Regions from separate parts of the Homo sapiens genome. Here region 1 is linked to region 2. A link is a loop called in an ENCODE intact Hi-C map of the cell type or tissue named here. Cell type or tissue: K562. All regions are shown on one strand. Links, peaks and the distances in the headings refer to the core of each region. The heading gives the core; the rest is flanking DNA. Region 1 has its middle 57 kb from the start of ATP8B1. Region 2 overlaps ATP8B1 (ATPase phospholipid transporting 8B1).

Region 1 (5,374 bases), core at 245-5,244, 83 kb before region 2:
GCCCAGGGATACCTACATTCCTCTGTGCAGCACAATGATGGGAATAGCAATGGCTATAGTTCTTTTTTCTAAGGCATCTAGTGTGGACATCAGAGCCTCCAGGTGCTCATCAGCATTTTTCTAAGAATTACTTCTTGTGTGTCTGTTCTACTGAAAGGAAGCAAAACATAAATATTAAGAAAATAATGGGCCAGGTGCAGTGGCCCATGCCTGTAATCCCAGCACTTTGGGAGGCTGAGGCAGGCGGATCACTGGAGATCAGGAGTTCAACAACAGCCTGACCAACATGGTGAAACCCCGTCTCTACTAAAAATACAAAAATTAGCTGGGCATGGTGACAAGCACCTGTAATCCCAGCTACTTGGGAGGCTGAGGCAGGAGATTCGCTTAAACCTGGGAGGCAGAAGTTGCAGTGAGCCAAGATCGCACCATTGCACTCCAGCCTGGGTGACAAAAGCGAACCTCTGTCTCAAAAAAAAAAAAAGAAGAAGAAAATAATGGCCGGGTGCAGTGGCTCATGCCTGTAATCCCAGCACTTTGGGAGGCTGAGGCAGGCAGATCACTTGAGCTCTGGAGTTTCAGACCAGCCTGGACCACATGGTGAAACCCCTGTTTCTAAAAAGACAAAAAGAAAAAAAATTAGCCAGGCATGATGGTGCACACCAGTAGACCCAGCTACTTGGGAGGCTGAGGTGGGAGGATCACTTGAACCTGGAAGGTTGAGAATGCAGTGAGCTGAGATCACACCACTGCACTCCAGGCTGGGTGATAGAGTAAGACTGCATTAAAAAAAAAAAAAAAAAAAAAAGGAAAGAGAAAATAAAAAATAATAATGTACAATTTTTTCAATGTCAGATATTGCTTTAAAAAACATTGAGGGAACCTTATCTTCCTACCTTCTACACCCATTCATTCATTTGAATACTATGTAATATTCATTAAGACTTACTTTGGAGGCCAGGCGCAGTGGCTCACACCTGTAATCCCAGCACTCTGGGAGGCCAAGGTGGGTGGATCACGAGGTCAGGAGATCAAGACCATCCTGGCTAACATGGAGAAACCCCACCTCTACAAAAAATACAAAATTAGCCAGGCATGGTGGTGCATGCCTGTAATCCCAGCTACTCGGGAGGCTGAGGCAGGAGAATTGCTTGAACCTGGGAGGCAGAGGTTGCAGTGAGCCAAGATCATGCCATTGCACTCCAGCCTGGGCAATAGAGCGAGATTCCATCTCAAAAAAAAAAAAAAAAAGACTCACTTTGGGCTGGGTGCAGTGGTTCACACCTGTAATCCCAGCACTTTGGGAGGCCAAGGTGAGTGGATCACTTGAAGTCAGGAGTTCGAGAACAATCTGGCCAGCATGGCAAAACCCCATCTCTACTACAAATACAAAAATTAGCTGGGTGTTGTGGTGCATGCCTGTAATCCCAGCTACTCAGGAGGCTGAGGAGAGAGAATCGCTTGAGCCCAGGGGGTGGAGCCTGGGGGGCAGAGGGAGCTGAGATCACGCCACTGCACTCCAGCCTGGGTGATAGAGTGAGACCCTGAAAAAAAAAATTACTTTGATCCAGAATCTGTGCTGGAAATGTGAATATGATGAACAGACAAGGTACCGTGCCTCTTTGTTCCTCAAGAGTCTATGAAAAAACCAAACCATTGCATAAAAGTGACAAGCTCTATGATGCAGAGACTGCGACTAAAGGCAGATTTTTGAGAAAGAGTTATAGAAACCTCAGGAGAAAGACTAAGGAGAAAATTATGTGTATGTTAAGAACTGAAGGAAGACTTAGCATTAGCTGGGAGAAAAGATTTCCAGGTAGGTATGAAAGCCAGTGCAGAGATTTGGGTGTGGAAGATACAGGAGAGAGCTCAGTACAGTTGGAGTGGAGAAAACGAAGTGAGGGACGAAGTTGGAGCCATAAATAGAGGCCAGGTCTTCAGGAGCTTTGCTGCCATGTTAAATTGGAACATTATCCTGAGGCATTAGAGAGCCTCTGTGGGGTATTAAGTAGGCAAAAAATCTGCTATAAAGTCATATATTTGGGTTGGTGGGAAGAGGACAGCTTCTTGTATTCATCCAGATTTGGGGATTTTCAAAGCTGGTAAAATGGAAGAAGGGGAAAGGGAGCTGAGGGTATTGAAAAAGAGAGTGGTTGAAATGATAGTTCATGGAGTCTAAAGTGGGTAAGGAAAGAAATCAAGAGTGGAGCAGAGCAAAACCGAAAACAGTTCTGTCGAGAGGAACCAAGGGCAAGAATTTCAAAATCAGAAACCTGTCATTAGAGACTGGGATGTTCAAGATTTCCAAGGTACAATTTCAGATGAGAATAAAGTTTAAGTGTGGCCATGGATGTGGTAGACTAAAATGGAGAGGACAAGAAGGTCATAAAGTAGAGGCGTTCAAAACATGGAGAATGCAAGGTGTGGGATGTACCTGCCATGTGAAAGCTGAAGTCACCCGGAAGAGAACAGGAGCTGAAATTGAAGAGGAAACTTTGAGACAGGTGGTAAAATATTTGATGCATGAAAATGGATACCTGGGAGGTGGTTAGATAGCAGAAAGAGAAGAGAGAGAAAGGCATAGCCAAATGATGTAGACCTCAAAGGAGCTGATGACTTTATACAAGGACAGAAAACAAGTGGTCTGGAGATGTCAGAGGATTCCAAGATCTGACTCTGAGGCACTGAATATAGGAAAATATGCAAACTTGACCAGAGAAGACTACTGGAGTTGCAGGACATACCAAGAGGATTCAAGAAAGTAAAAGAGTATTTAGAGTGGATGGGGTGGAGCGTGGAGGGATGGGAGATGGGGCTAGAGAAAGGGAAAAACAGTGAAATATTGGGATGTAGAGTAGGCACTTAATAGTTTTCCCACTCACACAGAAACTCTCCTGAAACCTCTCCCCATGTTCTGATGCACAAGGTCACAGAGCAGATCTCCAACCACCAAGATGATATTTCAGGGACATCTCCCTGGTCATAGCTGGTTGGACCAGAGGTAGACACCTGAACTTATGTGGACCAAGCAGATTCTTTTCTGAGAATTAGGAATTCAGTCAGTCATTAAATGTTTTGGGGCTGAAACATGTGACCCCAGGTGCTACAGTTAGCTACCTTGTAGGCTGCCTACTATGTGGACTGAGAAGCAAAGACAGCTGGTTTGCCAATAAGGAAGACTGAAGCAGATGCTCATCAATGAGCAGGAGAAACTGATGCTGTGCTGTACATCTGAAGTTCATCTGACACACCACAAGGGGCTCTGCTCCACACAGTTATTCAGGTACCCAGGCTAACAGAGGCTTCCAAAGTCACCCTGGGCATCCACTTGGAGCCAGATGGGGAAGAGTAAAGAAGACACTTCTTAACCACCTCACTTCAAATTCTGTTACCCCTACCTAGGGAGAAACAGGTTTGGGAAATGCAAGACCTATTGCTGCTATACCCCAAAAAGAGCTCTTCTTAATGGAAAAGGAAGCAGGAGTCATTAGTGGTTGTCTTAGAATACTCAAGACTGGGTAATTTACTTTTAAAAGAAATTTGTGTCTCACAGTTTTGGAAGCTGGTAAGTCCAAGACTGTGGTACTGGCATCTGAAGAGTCGTCCCTTGGCAGGGCAGAAGATGGAAGGGTGAGAAAGGGTGAGAGTGAGAGAGGAAGAGTGTGAGAGAGACAGAAAGGAAAAGGGGGCCAAACACCCACAATAATGGCATTAATCCACCATGAGGGCTCCACCCTCATGACCCAATCACCTCGAGAAAGCCCCACCTTTTAACATTACCACAGTGGCAATGAAGTTTGCAACACTCCATCTTCCAGGGGATACTTTCAAACCAAAGCACTTGCCATCTACCTGGACTCTGTATTAGCTATCATGAAAGCCAAGTGAAGAAAGCAGTTCAGGAAACAGGCAGTGATCCAATGGTTGAAATGCTCTTGACTTGCCAATAAAATGAAGACTGAAGATTGCCTAGTGGATTTGACAAGGGCGATTTTGGTGGAGTTTTGGGTCAGATGTCTGAGTGAAGCAGGTTCAAGAGAGATAAAAGGAGAGGAAGTCAAGACAAAGCATAACAAGTCTTTGGGGAGAGTTTTGATATAAAGGACAACAGAAAAATGAGACACAGCTGGAGCAGAATATAGGGTTAAGAGAGGATTTTTTTTTAACCGAGGATCAAAGAAAGGGAAAATTAATAATTAATGATTCAGGGGGAAAAAAAGAGGGAAATTTCAGGACAAAGCCTAAGTTTCAGCTCCTTTGACCATAAGAGGAGCTCACAGTTCTTTCAAGCTCCATAATTGTCTTAGTCAATTCAGGCTACTATAACAAAGTACTATAAACAGGGTGGTTGATAAACAGCAGACATTTATTTCTCATAGTTTTGGAGTCTGGAAGTTCAACATCAAGGTGCCAGCGTGACTGGGTTCTGATGAGTGCTCTTCTGGGTAACAGACTGCAGTCTTTTCATTATATCTTCATATGGTAGAGAGAAAGCAAGAGAGTTCTCTGGGATCCCTTTTATAATAAGGGCACTAATACTATTCATGAGGGGTCTACCCTCATGAACTAATCACCTCCCAAAGGCCCCATCTCCTAATCTTATCACCTTAGGGGGAAGGATTTCAACATATGAATTTGGGGGCAGGCTGGCCATGGTGGTCTGTAATCCCAGCACTTTGGGAGGCTGAGGCAAGCGGATCGCCTGAGATCAGGAGTTTGAGAGCAGCCTGGCCAACATGGTAAAACCCCATCTCTACTAAAAATACAAAATTAGCTGGGCACGGTGGCAGGTGCCTGTAATCCCAGCTACTAGGAAGGCTGAGGCATGAGAATTGCTTGAACTCAGGAGGCAGAGGTTGCAGTGAGCCAAGGTCATGCCACTGCACTCCGGCCTGGGCAATAGAGTGAGACACTGTCAAAAAAAGAAAGAAAGAAAGAAGGAAGGAAGGAAGTTTCATGCACGTCCGTGTGAAGAGACCACCAAACAGGCTTCGTGTGAGCAACAAGGCTGTTTATTTCACCTGGGTGCAGGTGGGCTGAGTCCGCGAAGGGAGATAGGGGTGGGGCCATTTTATAGGATTTGGGTAGGTAAAGGAAAATTACAGTCAAAGGGGGTTGTTCTCTGGCGGGCAGGGGTGGGGGTCACAAGGTGCTCAGTAGGGGAGCTTTTGAGCCAGGATGAGCCAGGAGAAGGACTTTCACAAGATAATGTCATCAGTTAAGGCAGGAACAGGCCATTTTCACTTCTTTTGTGGTGGAATGTCATCAGTTAAGGCAGGAACCGGCTATCTGGATGTGTATGTGCAGGTCACAGGGGATATGATGGCTTAGCTTGGGCTCAGAGGCCTGACAGGAAGGAAGGAAGGAAGGAAGG
Region 2 (5,374 bases), core at 183-5,182:
CACAGACAGACAAATTTGTGAAATTTGAGATTCATAATAAATCTGTTATGAGAATTAGAAATGTGGGCTTCAAGGCCAGTTGGTTTATTCAGCATCTAAGCTCTAACATTTATATGCCGTGGTGATTTATAACAGGTTTAGCCAAAAGAGACTGTTTAATATTATAACTGTTAATTTACCTATGTTATTTTTGTTATTTTTTCTTTCTTTCTCTTTTTTTTTTTTTTGAGACGGAGTTTTGCTCTTATTTCCCAGGCTGGAGTGCAGTGGGAAATCTCGGCTCACTGCAACCTCTGTCTTCCAGTTTTCAAGCAATTCTGCCTCAGCCTCCCAAGTCACTGGGATTACAGGCACCCGCCACCACGCCCAGCTAATTTTTTTGTGTTTTTAGTAGAGACGGGGTTTCACCATGTTGGTTGGGCTGGTCTCGAAGTGCTGACCTCGTGACCTACCCGCCTCGGCCTCCCAAAGTGCTGGGATTACAGGCGTGAGCCGCCATGCCCGCCCCTATTTTTTCTTTCATTACACAAGTTAAGAATGGATAATTATACTAAAAATAAGGTAGAAATACCATGTTCGGTGTTGCTAAAATTAAAAAGTGAACATTAGGCTATACCTGATACCAACTTTGGATTTCAAAGGTTAATTTTACATTTTATTTTTGCCCCTTCTGGGAGCCTTTCAGCTCTGCCTGTGAGTGCTCCTAATTCTCTGCCTCTCTCAATGCTGGTTTGAGTGAAGTAATTTCTCTCTGCTGCTACACTTCTTTCTTCTTCTCCTTCTCCTTCTTCTTCTTCCTTTTTTTTTTCTGAGGGAGGGTATCACTCTGTCGCCCAGGCTGGAGTGCAGTGGTGCAGTAACAGCTCACTGTAGCCTCGACCTCCCAGGCTCAAGCAATCCTCTCACTTCAGCCTCCCGAGTAGCTGGGACCACAAGCACATGCCCAGCTAATTTTTGCATTTTTTGTAGAGATGGGGTTTTGCTATGTTGCCTGGGCTGGTCTCGAACTCCTGGGCTCAAACAATCTGCCCACCTCAGCCTCCCAAAGTTCTGGAATTACAAGTGTGAGCCATTACACCCAGCCCTGCTAAACTTCTTATGCTTGGTCCATAAAAGCCTTCTTAAGCTACTTTTGGCCAAATTTGGAACCTTTCTAAAATATCTCAGGATTCTTGTGAAGTGTAATTTGTGATTTCTTCTGTTTCTGGGAAATCCTCTCCCTTGAGCAGGGGTTAGACCTGGTGATGCCCTTCTAGTGAATAAAATATGGCCACAGTGATGGGATGTCACTTCTGAGGCTGGGGCACAGAAACACCCCACTTCCCTCTTGCTGATGCTCTCTCATGCTCTCACTTACTGTAAGAGAAGCCAGCTGCCCCATGGAGAGACATTCATGGCAAAGAACTGGAGCTGGCCTCTGGCCAACAGCCCAAGAGGATGGAATCCTGCCAACAGCCCTGTGAGTGAGCTTGGAGGTGGATCATCCCCAGGCCGACCTTTAGGTGACTGCAGCTCTGGCTCACACCTTGACTGCAGCCTTGGGAGGAGACCCTGAGCCATACCCAGATTCTTGATCCATTGAAACTGAGATTATAGGCCGGGCGCGGTGGCTCATGCCTGTAATCCCAGCACTTTGGGAGGGCGAGGCGGGCGGATCACGAGGTCAGGAGCTCAAGACCATCCTGGCTAACATGGTGAAACCCCGTCTCTATTAAAAAAAAAATACAAAAAATTAGCCGGGCGTAGCGGCGGGCGCCTGTAGTCCCAGCTGCTCCCGAGACTGAGGCAGGAGAATGGCGTGAACCTGGAAGGCGGAGCTTGCAGTGAGCCGAGATCGCACCACTGCACTCCAGCCTGGGCGACAGAGCGAGACTCCGTCTCAAAAAAAAAAAAAAAGAAAAAGAAAAAGAAACTGAGATTATAAATACTTGTGGTTCAAACTGCTAAATTTGGGGGTATTTTGTTAGGCAGCAACAGATAACTAATACAAGGGCAAAGATTTAAGGTACAATTAAAGTTGCCGCTTGCATGTGGGGAGCTCACTATCTGGTAAATGCTTCTGTTGTTGACCATCACTGGAAAGTCAAGATGTGATACCATCATGTTTGTTATTTCCTGATAAAGGGCTCCCACAGTTTCCAAGCTTCAGTTTTGTTCCACCTATTATTTGTTTTTTCATTTAATTTTTGGAATAAGTAATACATGCAAATGGTACAACCTTCGAAAGGTACAAAAGGGTATTAAGTGTCAGCCTTGGCCAGATAAGGTGGCTCACGCCTGTAATCCCAGAACTTTGGGAAGCCAAGGTAGGAGGATCGCTTGAGCCCAGAAGTTCGAAACCAGCTTGGCCAACACGGCAAAACCCTGTCTGTACAAAAACTACAAAAAATTAGCTGGGCATGGTGGCACATGCCTGTAATCCCAGCTACTTGAGAAGCCGAGGTGGGAGGATCACTTCAGCCTGGGAGGCGGAGGTTGCAGTGAGCCGAGATCCCACCGGTGCACTCCAGCTTGGGCAACAGAGTGAGACCCTGTCTCAAAATAAATAAATAAATAAAAAATAAAGTGTCAGTTTTCCTGCCTCCTTTTAACCCAGTTACCCAACTCTCCTACCCAAAGGCACGGGCCATCACCAGTTTATTGGTTATCTTTTTAGAAATCATCTTTGTGTTTACAAACATATATATTCATGTTTCTTTTTTCCCCTGGAACAAATGACAGTGGAATTTGACTTTCAATGGCCTGTCTCAGGAAGATGGTAGATATATAACAGATTGAAATCTTACATAGTTTCTGCATTGGATTCCTGCATTGGATTCCAGCTTTCAATAGATAAGAAATTAGCCTGGCTAGGCACTGTGGCTCACACCTGTAATTCCAGCACTTTCAGATGCTGAGCCGGGCAGATTGCTTGAACCCAAAAGTTCAAGACTAGCCTGGGAAACATAGCGAAATCCCATCTCTACAAAAAATGTAAAAATCAGCTGGGTGTGGTGGCACATGCCTATAGTCCCAGCTACATGGGAGGCTGAGGTGGGAGGAATCACTTGAGCCCAAGAGGTCAAGGCTGCAGTGAGCTGTGATCACACCACCGTACTCCAGCCTGGGCGACAGTGATACCCTATTTAAAAAAAAAAAAAAAAGCCTGAGAAAACAGTTGGAAAGGAAGATAACAGATTGCATAACGATCGGCCTGGAGTAGGACTTAGAGAAGCCATCTGGAGTATTGAAGACATCCAGATGAACTGCTTTTGAAGAAGCTTCCACAGTGGAGTATCTTGTTGACCTTTGAGGGAAGGGGGGTGAAAATAACATATTAGGAAATGTCCTAGACAGTTGTTCCAGCCTTTTCTCCTATTATTTTCTAGCCAACTTCTCCCAAAGAAGGCTTCACATTGTGAAAAATAATTGCTTTTTTCTTTCTTTTTTTTTTTTTTTAGTGACTTGGTTCCAGTCACTTTTAAGGATCTAAGGTGACTCTGAGTTAGACAGGAAATGAGTCCTGAGAACAGATATGAGGAGGAAAGAAAAGGGCTTGCTGTTTTATTTCCCCTCCTTTCTCTCACCTCAGTGGGCAGATCTGGGTGACTGTGGTTGATTGTGTGGGTGGGCTCCCACCCTCCAAAACAAGTCACTCTTTCCCTGCCTGGCCCTGAGACCTCCGTCACTTGTCTTAACCTCTTCATGTCTCTGTTTCTTTCCTGCAAGGTGAAGGTCATTAAACGAGATAATTAAAATTACTTTCAAGAGTGGTAGAAGCCTAATTCACGTGAACTCACATGAATGCGAGGTGGTACTATTACAGTCATTACCTTTAAAATTATAGCAGCATGCCCAACAAGACACAGTGGAGGCAAAGGGTCGTTGGACAGAACTCAGCTGAATGCCAATGTTAGTTTTGTTTCCTTAACGTGTAGTATCGGTTCCAAATGGAATTGAATCATCAAGTATGCTTACCTGGTTTATTATGCCAAGTAACAAGATTGGCCAATCCTTCTTATTTATTGTTCAGAAACTATAGAAGAAAGCAGCCAACAAATGATGATGGTTTTTCAGTGACTCATGCCTCCTTTGATTAGAATCCAATGTAGCCTACTCCTTATCCTGGCATCATTACTAGATATTGCCTTTTATTTTGACTAATGGAGCACATGAATGGATAGATTTTAAAGAAATGCCTAGGCTGGGCGCAGCAGCTCACGCCTGTAATCCCAGCACTTTGGGAGGCCAAGGCAGGCGGATCACCTGAGGTCGGGAGTTTGAGACCAGCCTGATCAATATGGAGAAACGCCGTCTCTACTAAAAATGCAAAATTAGCCGGGTGTGGTGGCACATGTCTGTAATCTCAGCTACTTGGGAGGCTGAGGCAGGAGAATTGCTTGAACCCAGGAGGTGGAGGTTGCAGTGAGCTGAGAATGCACCATTGCACTCCAGCCTGGGCAACAAGAGCGAAACTCCATTTCAAAAAAAAAAAAAAAAAAACATGGCCAGTTGTTTCACTGCTCTCTGACAGAATCCTGACAGAATCTCTTGCTCTAGGTAGAACAACCAATTTTTTATTTTAGGCTACTCATCTGTGACCTTGATAATATGGAGTTAGAATTCCTTCCTCCTTTCTATTTCTTTCCGCACTCCCTGTCTCCTTCTTTCTCTTTCCTCCCTTCTCCCTTCCTCCCTCTCTTCCTTCTTCTGTCTTTCCTTCTCCTTTTCCCTCCATTCCGCCCCTCTCCTTCCTCCTTCCCTCCTCCTTTCTTTTTCTTTCTTTCGTCTCTCTCCCCCTCCTTCCTTCTCTTTCTCTTTTCTTTTTTTGAGACAGGGTCTCCATCTGTCACCCAGGCTGGACTGCAATGACATGATCATTGCTCACTGCAGCCTTGACCCCTGGGCTCAAGCAATCCTCCCGACTCAGCTTTTCAAGTAGCTGGGACTACAGGCACATGCCACCACGCCCAACTACTATTTTTGTACTTTTTGTAGAGACGGGGTTTCACCATGTTGCCCAAGCTGGTCTCGAACTCTCCAGGCTCAAGCAGTGCACCCCTCTTGGCCTCCCAAAGTGTTGGGATTACAGGCATGAGCCACCACACCTGACCTCTGTCTCTCCTTCCTTCTCTTTCTCATCTCCTCTGTGCCAGGCTCTGTCCTGGGTGTTCATCATACAACAAAGAGAAAAGAGACAAGATTCCTGCCCCTATGGAGTTGGCATTCTTGTGTGGAGAAGAGAATAAACACACTAATATGTGGTATTAACATTTATCACACGTTGATGATATATGCAAGGAAAAATAAATAAGCATGAAGGGCAAAAGAGGTGAGGGCTTACTATTTTGTCCAGGTGACTCAGGGAGCCTTATTAATAGGTGACTTTTCATTC

What was found. Hi-C counts contacts between places; a loop is a spot of excess contacts. Peaks named below come from ENCODE experiments on the same cell type or tissue, not always from the same donor. Only the 100,000 strongest peaks of a DNase experiment are listed, where the experiment ranks them.
Region 1: it touches region 2 in a loop (2.1-fold over the local background); 3 of 110 quality-filtered maps call a loop at or near these places.

What each region holds. Positions count from the first base shown.
Region 1 is chr18:57,857,350-57,862,723 of GRCh38, reverse strand. No RefSeq gene overlaps it. Among named protein-coding and RNA genes, the nearest start is that of ATP8B1, 57 kb to the right of the region's middle. In K562, for the core only: a CTCF peak has its summit at 3,253; a DNase peak (open chromatin) is centred at 3,243.
Region 2 is chr18:57,774,751-57,780,124 of GRCh38, reverse strand. The region is part of intron 1 of ATP8B1 (ATPase phospholipid transporting 8B1); the gene reads left to right. It overlaps LOC124904310 (a long non-coding RNA gene), which reads right to left. Exons shown (of 2, transcript XR_007066388.1): 2 at 1-3,701. Among named protein-coding and RNA genes, the nearest start is that of ATP8B1, 26 kb to the left of the region's middle. RefSeq lists an enhancer at 3,101-4,300. In K562, for the core only: no CTCF peak of the experiment used is centred there; a DNase peak (open chromatin) is centred at 3,214.